2 separate regions of the Homo sapiens genome follow, and region 2 is linked to region 1. The links are chromatin contacts, found by Hi-C or POLR2A ChIA-PET in ENCODE. All regions are on one chromosome and are shown on one strand. Each heading gives the region's core, a stretch centred on a gene start or an enhancer-like site at or near the end of the contact. The rest is flanking DNA. Distances are from core to core; before and after follow the strand shown.

The links. A loop is a pair of places that touch in the nucleus more often than their neighbours do. ChIA-PET counts read pairs that join two places held with the same protein, here RNA polymerase II (POLR2A).
Region 2: a map of PC-9 shows a loop between it and region 1 (5-fold over the local background). The contact joins the enhancer-like site here to the promoter of FKBP14-AS1 in region 1. A Hi-C loop is called at or near these places in 1 of 168 maps with a recorded cell type or tissue (PC-9). POLR2A ChIA-PET finds 5 or more read pairs at or near these places in 1 of 52 experiments (BJ).

The regions. Positions count from the first base shown.
Region 1 is chr7:29,987,381-29,992,975 of GRCh38, forward strand. FKBP14-AS1 (FKBP14 antisense RNA 1) reads left to right here and starts at 1,276. Exons shown (of 3, transcript NR_187577.1): 1 at 1,276-1,413. It overlaps SCRN1 (secernin 1), which reads right to left and starts at 2,421. Exons shown (of 8, transcript NM_014766.5): 1 at 2,262-2,421. RefSeq lists silencers at 1,648-1,767, 1,858-2,127, 2,138-2,187, 2,208-2,547.
Region 2 is chr7:29,602,308-29,607,775 of GRCh38, forward strand. No RefSeq gene overlaps it. Among named protein-coding and RNA genes, the nearest start is that of PRR15, 41 kb to the left of the region's middle. Within about 2 kb of position 4,219, at least 7 of the 41 ENCODE cell types and tissues checked have a DNase peak (open chromatin) inside an H3K27ac peak, as active enhancers do; they include PC-9, where a contact is called at or near this core.

The sequences.
Region 1 (5,595 bases), core at 26-2,525:
AAAATTAGAAACAGTCGAAAAAAATGAAATGCATGGCCTACTTTGGTTCCTTTTCAAAATAAACTGGCCTAATGGTTCTCCACAAACACAAGCAACTCAATTTTTAATCAAAAAATGTACTTCTTGCCTCAAAGACTTTACTAAAATAATGTTTTTGGTTCTTAACTATAGAAACAGTTTCACCACTGGAAAATGTGAACATGAGGTAGATACAGCTTAAGAAGTTAAAAGTCTTGAATTAGGAAATTAAGGTGTTGTCATTGACTTTAAACACCTATAGACTTTGTAATTCATATTACAGTTTGGCTTCCCATTGCTCGAAGTGTTTGCCTTCCTAATAATGACAGACTTGCTGTTCTCCCCCAGGCTCTAAAAGGTAGCATGTGGAACCCGGGGGAGTTATGAGACCTGGATTTGGGTTCTCACTGCCAGTTGACAGCCAGATATATGATCTTGGCGTCCATTCGCCCCGCTGGCCTCAGCCTTCCTGCTGTAAAAAGGGGGTTGACAGCAGGCTCCTTAAGACTGCCTCCACCTCTGCCCCCCGACCTTAGCTCATCCTCCTCTATTCCATTATCCCTGAAGCATTTGCCTCCTCATGTATCTCCTTCCCAAAAGACAAGATGGCTGGCAGCACGGAAGTGAAAAGGGAAAGAAAGGCTGTTTAAAAAAAAAAAATTCTAAAATGAGTCACCTTTCAAGAATTTCCCATTTCCTCATGCCTGGGTGCTTCCTCGTGTCGCTAAATCAGTTCTTCCAATGAAACTTGATCTAAGAACCTGGTATTTGTTATGTGCACTGCTCTTGGATGATGTTTACAATGTGCACACATCTCTTTTAAGAGCTTGTAGGTATCAAACGACCTCCAGGTTGTGCATCAAAAAGACATCAGCAGCCACAGAGTCAACTTTAGTTGAGCCTGGAGAAAATCATACAAAACCGTAGAGTTTTAACTAGGTTTTGTATCATCTTTTGATAAGTTAGGAAAAATAATTACAGCTCTCCAAACTTCCCACTTAACAACTCCCAGGACCCTGCAGCACCCTAAAATCTAGCCAGCTCCAAGAATCACTCTCTACTCCATACCCGGATGAGCCTTGACTCACACTAATTCCCTCCCTGAGGCTTAAGTCAGGGGGCAGCTGATGGTTGTGGTCTGTGCTGCTTCCGCCTGGCCTATTTTTCATGCTGCCATTTTGAATTAGCATAGGTTTCCTCCGCAACTGATGCATCTTCTAACCAGGCTGGGAACACAACACGCGCACACGCGCACACACACACGCACGCACCCACCCCACCCGGCTGCCGGACGCAAGCGTAAGTCAAGGACTTGCATGCTAGAATCAGACAGAAAATCCAGAAAAGCCACGTTATTTAACAGAACCCTACAAGGTCAGCTTTGAGTCAAAGCAGGTAACAGTTTCCTTCGATGTTTTCATGGACATTTTTATTCCCAAATCCGAGTTCTCGCCAATTCTCTAAAGTTCAAGCGCCCCTCCTGCTTTGCAGACCACATTTCTCTCGGCCCTCGCGAGTGAGGTCGCCAAATACTCGACGCCTCAAGAGCGAGCCGAGGAGGCAGAGGCCGACCAAGCCGGCCTCTCGGCAGCCCCGCCCGGCGCCCCGCGGAGAACGCCCGGGTGCGGCTCGAGGGAAGTTGTGTCAAGTCCCACGCGCGGCCCGCGGAGAACCCAGGGGCGGCCCGCGCGCGTCGGCCTAGCGGGGAGGGCTGCTCCGGGACACGGTGCGGCGGCCGCGGGCGAGTTGGACGCGCTGGCAGAGCCGGGCCGAAGGCGGCGGGCGTCTCCGGGCAGCCATGTTCGCGGCGCCCGCCCGCGCAGCAGGTACGGCACCTCGGGGAAGGTGCCCGGCTCGCCCCAGACCCCAGGGTGGCGAGGCCAGGGGCCCACAGGCACATCCCAGTGGGCAGCAGGTTGGCTGCCAGGAAAAGGAAACCCAGGAAGAGCAGCGCGGGGAACCCGGCTGCGGTGCGGGAGCCCGGGGCCGGCATCCCTCCACTGCACCCCCGCAGTCCCCGAGCCGAGTCACCCCGGCTTCAGGCCGAGGCCACCTCTCCTCTGACCGCCCCCAGGCTCCCAGCCCGCCCGGGCCAGCACCGGGAATCGGCCTGGGGTAACGCTACCCGCGGGTTCGGAGGGACAGCGGGAGGAGATGAAACGCAGGAGGTGGCGATGGCGGGTGGGGTGAAACCGCCGGGAAAGCAGCGCTGCAAACGCCCTGCGCTCCCAGACGCGGCTCACCTGGGGCGGCGGGCTCCGGGCTCCGCTCTCCGCTCTGCGGTGCTGAGGCTGCGGCCGCCGAGGGTGCGGGTGCTGCCGGGTCCGGATTACTGCGGCGACCTCGGGGGCTGCAGCTGCAGTGGCGGAGGCGGCCGCCGGGCGCTTCCCCCTACCCAGACTCCCGGCGCTGGGGCCCGCCGCCCCCCGCAGCAGCTGGCCCGACTCACGTGACCGCGGGCCCACCCTCCGCCTCCCCCACCCCGGCCCCCGGGGCCCCGCCGCACCCCGCGCGTCTGGCTGCACGGGCCGCGGCGCTGCTCACCGTCGAGTAGGGAGGGGGCCTGGGAGCTGGAGGAGCGGCCGAGAGGGCGTATCTCGCCGCAGAAAGTGGCCCCCTCTTTGCTAGATTTTTATTTCTTGGTTGTGGCTCTCAAAAGGGAAAACCCGGGCTTCAAGGAGCCAGGCCCAGCATCCTTTTGGCGCCTCTTCCCGACGTTTGGTTGCTACGTCCGGGCCTCGGCGCCCACACAAGATTTCCCCGGAGAGAAATGTGTCCTGTACCTTGTTGACTCGCACGTCCAAGTCGAGTCCCTGGTTTTAAAAGTGCCGTCCTGTACCATGTTGGTAAGCCAGACCCTGTCCCAGGTACTTGGACATTGTGGCCTAGAGAGGTTAAGTAACTTGCCCAAGGTCACACAGCACGTAACTAAGCCAAGATTCCATATCTGGGTTAATAAAGTTATGTACAGGGACTTGTGTGTTGTGTGTCTGTGTGTGTGTGTGTGTGTGTGTGTTGATGCCAGCGTCAACTCCATCTTTTATAAGTAAATAAGAAAAGACTATCTCAAAAGATATGAAGACGTAATTCAGAGGAAAATAAATGCAATTCTATCCTGGCACACGAAAAGATATTCAGGCTCACTTAACTGCAAATCAAATATGTGGGGTAGCATCTTCCACCAGCCAGATTAACAAAAATCAAAACATTTTGAGTCTTGCTTTGTCGCCCAGTCTGGAATGCAGTGGCAGGATCTCGGCTCACTGCAAACTCCGCCTCCTGCCTCCCGCCTCCCGCCTCCCGCCTCCCGGGTTCAAGCGATTCTCGTGCCTCAGCCTCCCAAGTGGCTGAGACTACAGACCCACGCCACCAGCCTCGCTAATTTTTTTTGATTTTTAGTAGAGATGGGGTTTCACCATGTTGCCCAGGCCGGTCTCAAACTCCTGAGCTTAGGCAATCCGCCTGCCTCTACTATCCAGCTTCCTTTAAAAAGGAGAATGATCTTTATTTGCTAATACAAAACTATTTCCAACCTATACTAACTAAAGAAAAATAAAAAGCTAGGTGCAGAACGTTGTGTGTGTTATTTGTGGGAAGAAAATATATATGTATGTCTGTACTTATTTTTGTAAATGCACAGAGTATCTTTGGAAGAGTACGTAAGAACCTGTAATAGATGCCACCAGGGAGCAGAACTGGGAGACTGGGTGCTGGGGAGAGAAGGAGACTTTTTTCCATGCCCTTTGAATGTTGAGCCTGTGCTTACAGTCTGACACATGAGTAAACGGATAGTGGGGAAGGGCTGAGGAAGTTGGTGTAGGTACTGCAGAATAGAGCATTGGTTCGTAGACTCTTGGAGCACAAAGGTACTTTACTGTTCTTTTAGTCTAGCCAAGAAAACTGTAGCCAATGAGTCTAAATAATCAATATTAGAAATTTCTAGCGGGCTTATTCCTGGGTTCCAGCCCAGATCTATGGAATTCAGAGTCTCTGGGGCTGGAGCCAGGGAACCCGCATTTTTCAAGCTCTTTAGTTGTTTCTCTTGCATGTTAAAGTCTGAAAGTCCGTGAGGTGTGGGTAGGGAGAGCATTAGGAAAAATAGGTAATGCATGCTGGGCTTAATACCTAAGTGATGGGTTGATAGGTGCAGCAAACCACCGTGGTACACGTTTACTTATATAACAAATCTGCACATCCTGCATATATACCCCAGAACTTAAAATAAATATTAAACTTTTTTTAAAAGTCTCAGAGTCGCTGTTTTATTTTTTGTTTGTTTTGAGATGGGATCTCGCTCTGTCACCCAGCCTCGAGGGAAGTGGCTCACTGCAGCCTCTACCTCCTAGGCTCAAGTGATCCTCCTACCTCAGCCTCCTGAGTAGATAGGACTACAAGCATGTGCCACCATGCCTAGCTACTTTTTAAAATATTTTTGTAGAAATGGAGTCTCACTATGTTGCCCAGGCTGGTTTCAAGCTCCTGGACTCAAATGATCCTCCTGCCTTAGCCATCTGAAGTGTTAAGATTACAGACGTGAGCCACCGTGCCCAGCCAGAGTCACTGTTTTAAATGTCTAGTTTAAGACTACACCACTACTAGAAAGGCAAATGCAATCCTGTGCCTTCCTATAGCCAGTATATGTCATTTGTTGTGTAAAGGATGGCACTTGCACCCTACGCTGCTCCCCTGGAGGCAGCCATATGCTCAGTACACGGATAGGGGATACTGCCAACCTGCCTGCCTGGCCTGAGATCTTTGAAGCCTGTTGGTTTGTCCCTACACAGCCACAGGAGCTTTGAGGCCAGGAGCCCAGGAACACATGGAGATTGAAAGACACCTGCTTTCCCCAGGGTCTGCATGGAGAAGCTTATTATATGGCACTATGAACGCTTATTAAACAGCAGCAATGACCGGGCATGGTGGCTCATGCCTGTAATCCCAGCACTTTGGGAGACCAAGGCGGGTGGATCACGAGGTCAGAAGATCAAGACCATCCTGGCCAACATGGTGAAACCCCGTCTCTACTGAAAATACAAAAATTAGCTGTGTGTGGTGGTGCGTGCCTATAATCCCAGCTACTTGGGAGGCTGAGGCAGGAGAATAGCTTGAACCAGGGAGTCAGAGGTTGCAGTGAGCCAAGATCGTGCCATTGCACTCCAGCCTGGGTGAGAGAGTGAGACTCCGTCTTAAAAAACAAAAACCAGCAGCAATACACTTATTTTGTCTCTGCTTTGTATCCAAAAGACAGTCCCTACTATTATTTGAGCTGCATAAATAGAGATAAGAGAACAGAACTGTCCAACAAATGTGGAGAACACCAAGAAATATCAGTAAGGGCTTTAATCATTGGCCTCTATCAATTATGTGAGGTTTAACTTTGAGTAAATTATAAGATTTCCATGAGCTAGCTTGCAAGGAAAAAAAATGTCTTAAATGACTTGCAACTGTTACACGGTCATTTATATTCCATCTAGTCATATTCAGAGACTTAAGAGCTAAAAAATACAAGTATAACAGATTTCCTTTTTTCTCTTCCGCCCTGAGAAGGACATGATCCCTACAGAGGTTACTCTCTGC
Region 2 (5,468 bases), core at 2,969-5,468, 380 kb before region 1:
AGGTTATTTCCAAGTTCTTAGTGGTATAAATATACCCACAAGAAACATGGGCAGATAACATGAATGAGGAGCTCATAGAATTTGAATCATAAATGTCCTACAAGAGCAACTGTATTAATATTGAAGAACTGCAAATTAAACAAGAAAATCATTATTTTCACTTGTAAGTTACAAAATCTTTAAAACATTTGATGATTCCTCATGTTGGTGAGGACATGGAAAAACAGTCTCAAAAACTAGATAGAAGTGTATATTAATATGGCAATTGCAGTATTGTTTCTAATATAGAAAATTAGAAACAACCCAAATGTCCATTAATAGGGAACCTGATAAACTATGGTAAACTAATACAAAGGAATATTATGGAGTCTTTAGAAACAATTAGATAGAATATCCACATTCTAACATGGAAAGATGTCCAGAATATACTGATATATTATAAAGTTAAAAATTAAAAGGATAATACAGATACTTTGTACTGTACACATATACTCCATTTAATATGGGGGACTGATTAGTTCCTGGAAATGTGGCTCTGGCTGAGTAAGCTGCTTATACAAGTTGTTATAGCCCTGCCTTGAAGGAGCTGCAGTTTTTACATTCTACATGAGCAGTTGCTTTTTCCTGCTCCTTAAATTCCATGAAATCATGGCATGATTTCAGCTACAGCTTATATAATTATAGGTCCATCCTTCTAGGCTAACGTGTTGTTTATGATGCTCTTCATAATGTCAAAGAATTTCCACAATCACTAATTGTCTGTTAATCTCTATCTTCTGTTTCCCCTACCATTTACATTAAAGTACCTTGAATGTTCATAACATTTCCAACATCAGGCACGATTCTCATCTATTTCTTTGGGCCAGGTGCAGCACAATCACCCATAAACCCTTTGCTAGTCAATAGAAAGGTACACTTTCTGCCAGAATTTAAAAGTAATTAAAGAAAGAGAAGTCACAGGAATGTAAATTACATATCTTATGGAACAATTCTGATAGACCTATGGAGATTTCACTGGCTGAAAGCAGTTGCAGTAGGGAGCACAAACCCTCATTGGCCAAGAGTGAACAATTGAACCTGCTCTGTTGATCTCCTTGGCTGAGAGTGTAGAGCAGTACAGAGTTTGGGGGAAATATATCATGGTATACTGAAATGGATTTATATGTATTTAGGAATATATTTGAGAGGCAAATAGTGTCATTTTGAATCATTAAGGAAGATTAAATATGTTTCTAAAATCCCATTTTTGGAAAAAACTACTATAAAAATTCTTATAATAATGTCAATATATGCAAGGAAAACTATTTGGAGAAAATTATACCAATCAATTAATAATAGCTATATCTTGAATATGATAATATAATTTTGCTTTTTACATTTTATATTGATGCACTATTTGAATGCTTTTTGTTTGTTTGTTTTTGAGACAGGGTGTCTCTTTGTTGCCCAGGCTGGAGTACAGTGGCATAATCATAGCTCACTGCAGCCTGGAACTCCTGGGCTCAAGTGATCCTCCTGCTTCAGCCTCCCAAGTAGCTAGAACTACAGGTGTGTGCCGCCATGTTTCACTAAGTTAAAAAAAAAATTTGTAGAGACAGGATCTTGCTACATTACTCAAGCTGGTCTTGGACTCCTGGACCCAAGCAATCTTCCCACCTTGGCCTCCCAAAGCACTGGGATTACAGGCGTGAACCACCATGCAGGGCCCTATTTGAATGTTTTATAGTGAGCATGATTACTTCTGAAAGCATACAAAAAAAGAAATAATGATTTTTAAAACATTTTCATAAACAACTATACACAAATCATTGTGCCTGTTTCTGATGATTTCGCCGTGACAGACTCCTAAGAGTATGATTTTGTATGCAGAAATATGCAATCTTTAAGTCTCCTGATATATTGTGCTGTGTAGTTTTTCAGGATGTTGGCCAATTTATGCTTCCATAAGCAGTTATTCACTCATTTCTTTATTCATGAACCCAACAAATATTAGTTTGTTGTCTGATGTGCCTGCTACTCTGCCTAGAGCTGGAGTTACCATGGTAAGCAATCCAGACATGGTATCTGCCCTCATAGGGTATATACGTATTAATCAAATGGATGTGTAATTTTTAAAAACTGTGATAAATGCTATGAAGGAAAGTAAGAGGTGCTATGAGAGCCCACTGATGGAGTAGATGGAGAACAGGAGTGGAAAGCATCCCAAGGGCACTCCCGGGGTTGGAACACAAGGCACACACACACAGTGGCTTGGGGTGAGAGGCCGATCATATAAACACAGAAAACATGAAGGAGAAGGTATAGTGAAGTAGAAAGGTACAAAATGGTGTGTCTCAATAGAGACGGTGTCAAAAACATCATTTCAAATGGAATTAATGATTCAAAAAACTATGGATTAAATAATATTGCTAAAACTACTATAATTTTTAAATGTTAATTTTTATATTAAAAACAAAATATAGTTTATATAGAAAAACAACCATAAAGAATAAAGAAGTCTAAATAACAGAAAGCATAAAAAAGAAATAAAACTAATCATACTAATTGCAAGAATAAGTATAAATGGATTAAAGTCTGAGAGTTAAATAACAAAGACTTTTAAAATGCAATCACAGTTACTGCTTATAAGAGGCTTGAAACAAAATGAAACAGAAGAAAGCAAAGCAAAATTTTTTAGAGAACAAAGTTAACTACATGGAGGAGGTTATATTAATTCTAAACAAGATCTAATTCAAGTAAAAAAAATATGAAGTAGGGTCATATTAACATTATTAAATTATATTATATTATAGAAAAATATGCCCCTGTATCCAAGAATCTTTATCTATATATACTTTATCTGTATCTTTATACAGTACCAACATGTATAAAGCCAAATAGTTCATATGCATGAGAAATCAGAGGATGACTATTATGGAGGTTATTTCACTATATCACTTTCCATATCTGACAGTTTACTAGACAAATAAAAAAAGGTTATTGAGTATTTCAATAATCTAGTAGATGTATAGAATTTTCTATCCTATCAAAGTCCCTACCCTACAAAGAGAGAATATACTATTCATTCAACTATTTATGAGACATTACAAAAATTGTGGTAACAGTGAGACTTCTATGAGTCCATAAGAAAAATTCTTAAAATTTTCATAAAGCAGAAAGCATACAGTCTACATTCTCTAATACTAGAAAATTATAAATAAAGAAATAAATTTTAAATTTGAAAAGCTATTCTTGGAAATTGACAAAAATCTCTTACATAACAAGTGTCAAAAAGAAAGCAAAAATCACAATTAAGGATGGCAAAGAGAACTCTATATTCTGTTATTCCTACTTTTTGGTGGGGGTAGGGCTGTTTGAGTCATTGATTTCCCAACCAAAATGCTTGTAGGAATTTTTAAAAATTTATCCTTGTATTAGGGATTTCCAGAGAAACAGAATCAATAGCATGTATGTGTGTGTATAAATATGCAGGGATAAAGAGATTTATTTTAAAGAATTGGTTTACATGAGCATGGCAGCTGTTAAGTCCAAATTCTGCAGCGCGAACTGGCAGGCAGAAGGCCCAGAGAAGAGCTGTAGCTTAAATCCAAAAGCAGTCTGCTGACAAAATTCTCTCCTTTTAGCAGGAGGTCAATCTTTTTTCTTAAGGCCTTCAACTGACTGGATAAGGTACAGCCACATTATGGATGGTAATCTGCTTTACTCAGAGTCCCATCCAAAAAATACCTGCGTAGAAACACCTGTGATGTTTGACCAAAGATCCAGGTACTATGGCCCACCCAAGTTGACACATGAAATTAACCATATCAATTCTTATAATTCAAAACACTTGCCTGTATGTTCCTAGCTTTGGACTTCTTTTCAAAATAAGCCCTTCTTATCTGCATATGTGGAGAATTTTTCACATCAGAAGAGTGTTTTTATAATTATGTTGAATGCATTATTTAAAAAGAGATATTTGCAGAAGAAAAAGAAATTTGCTATAAAGCTCTGAAAAGAAGTCCACGCCTATAGCACACAGGGTGAGTCAGAGGGTGTGGTGAGAGAACAGAAACAGAAAACTGATAATCACTCAACAAGCCAAACAAAGCAAATGCCCTGGAATCTCCATTCTTCTTGCCCAGGGACAAAGGCTAATAAGGGATCTGGTGTTTCAAGGCTAGTATTTCATCCCCTGCACAGAAGAGGTCATGAGCCGAACTACGTGCACAGTGTGAGAACACAGCATTTGCACCAAGGCTGGCCTCTCCCTCCATCCACTGCCCTCTCTCTGGGTCAGGCCTGGGCTATGTCTGGCCTTCATCACTGCAGGAGCCTCGGAAATGTACTCTCTGACAAGTCATTGAGTGTAGCCAGGGAAGTGTCAGATTAATGCTGATATGTCAGGTCAAGTCAGGCAGCAATATTTCTCTGTGTCTTACAGGAAAAGTCCAAGCTCTTTAGCTGCACCCTAGATCTGCAGTAATCCAGACCTCGGCCTGGCCAGCTGGTTGACCATTTTCCTGTCCATGAGTCCTCATTCTATTCACTGGTCTGTCTATTCAGTGTACCCCAAGTGTGTGTTATACATTCATGCCTGAAACTCCCATCCCTTTTTTCTCCTCTTCTGCAGGTCTCTATGCCCTTCCCAAACCTTCAGACCTTCAGACCTAGCTTGGTGCTTTTCCTTGAGCATCCTAGCTCACATCCTAGTGAGACCGCTCCTGGGGCTGCCGCTGCTGGCACAGATGGGTGGGGCTCATAGCACATCCCTAAACCAGGCGCTGTGCTAGGTGTTTCCTTGTGGATTCTTTCATTTCTTATTACATCTACACAACAATCCTGTGTGGCAGGTGTTGATATCGTAGTGGCAAGTGGTAGAAACCCCAACTCAAACTGGATTCACACATGAAAAGGTGATTATTTCATTTAAATGAAAAGTCTAGGGAAAGACATGGCTCTAGTGATGCACTGGGAACTTTCTCCGTCTCTCAGCTCAGCTTCCACAGAGCAGCTCTTTTCTAGGTTTAGAGAGAGGCTGCAGAAGCTTCTAGCTCTCAACTCTATCACCTGGACAGCAGAAGGCAGCCTGACTCTTTCCCAGGCTTCTCAGCAAAGTCTCATTCTGTCTCCGTGGTTACAAACAGGTCATTTGGCCATCTCTGAGTCAATCATTGTGACCAGAGGAATAGGATTGGTGATTGGCTTTGCCCAGTTTCATGGGTCCTGCTCCCTCAAAGGACCCATGCTAACACAGGGGAAAGAAGTGGTTCTGACAAGAGAACTAGAATTGCTGGAAAACTACAAACCACACGTCATGTTGGTGTCCATGAAACATTTTGACAGTGAAAGAATTTCTGCGCACTAAAAATAAAATGGGTTCTGCTGTCTCGACAGCGTGGGGAATATCTTCAATAAGTTTGAAAGAGCGAGAACCAACTGGAGGTTGGCCACCAGCAAGTATTTTCTGGAGTTGTCTTCGGTTGGAC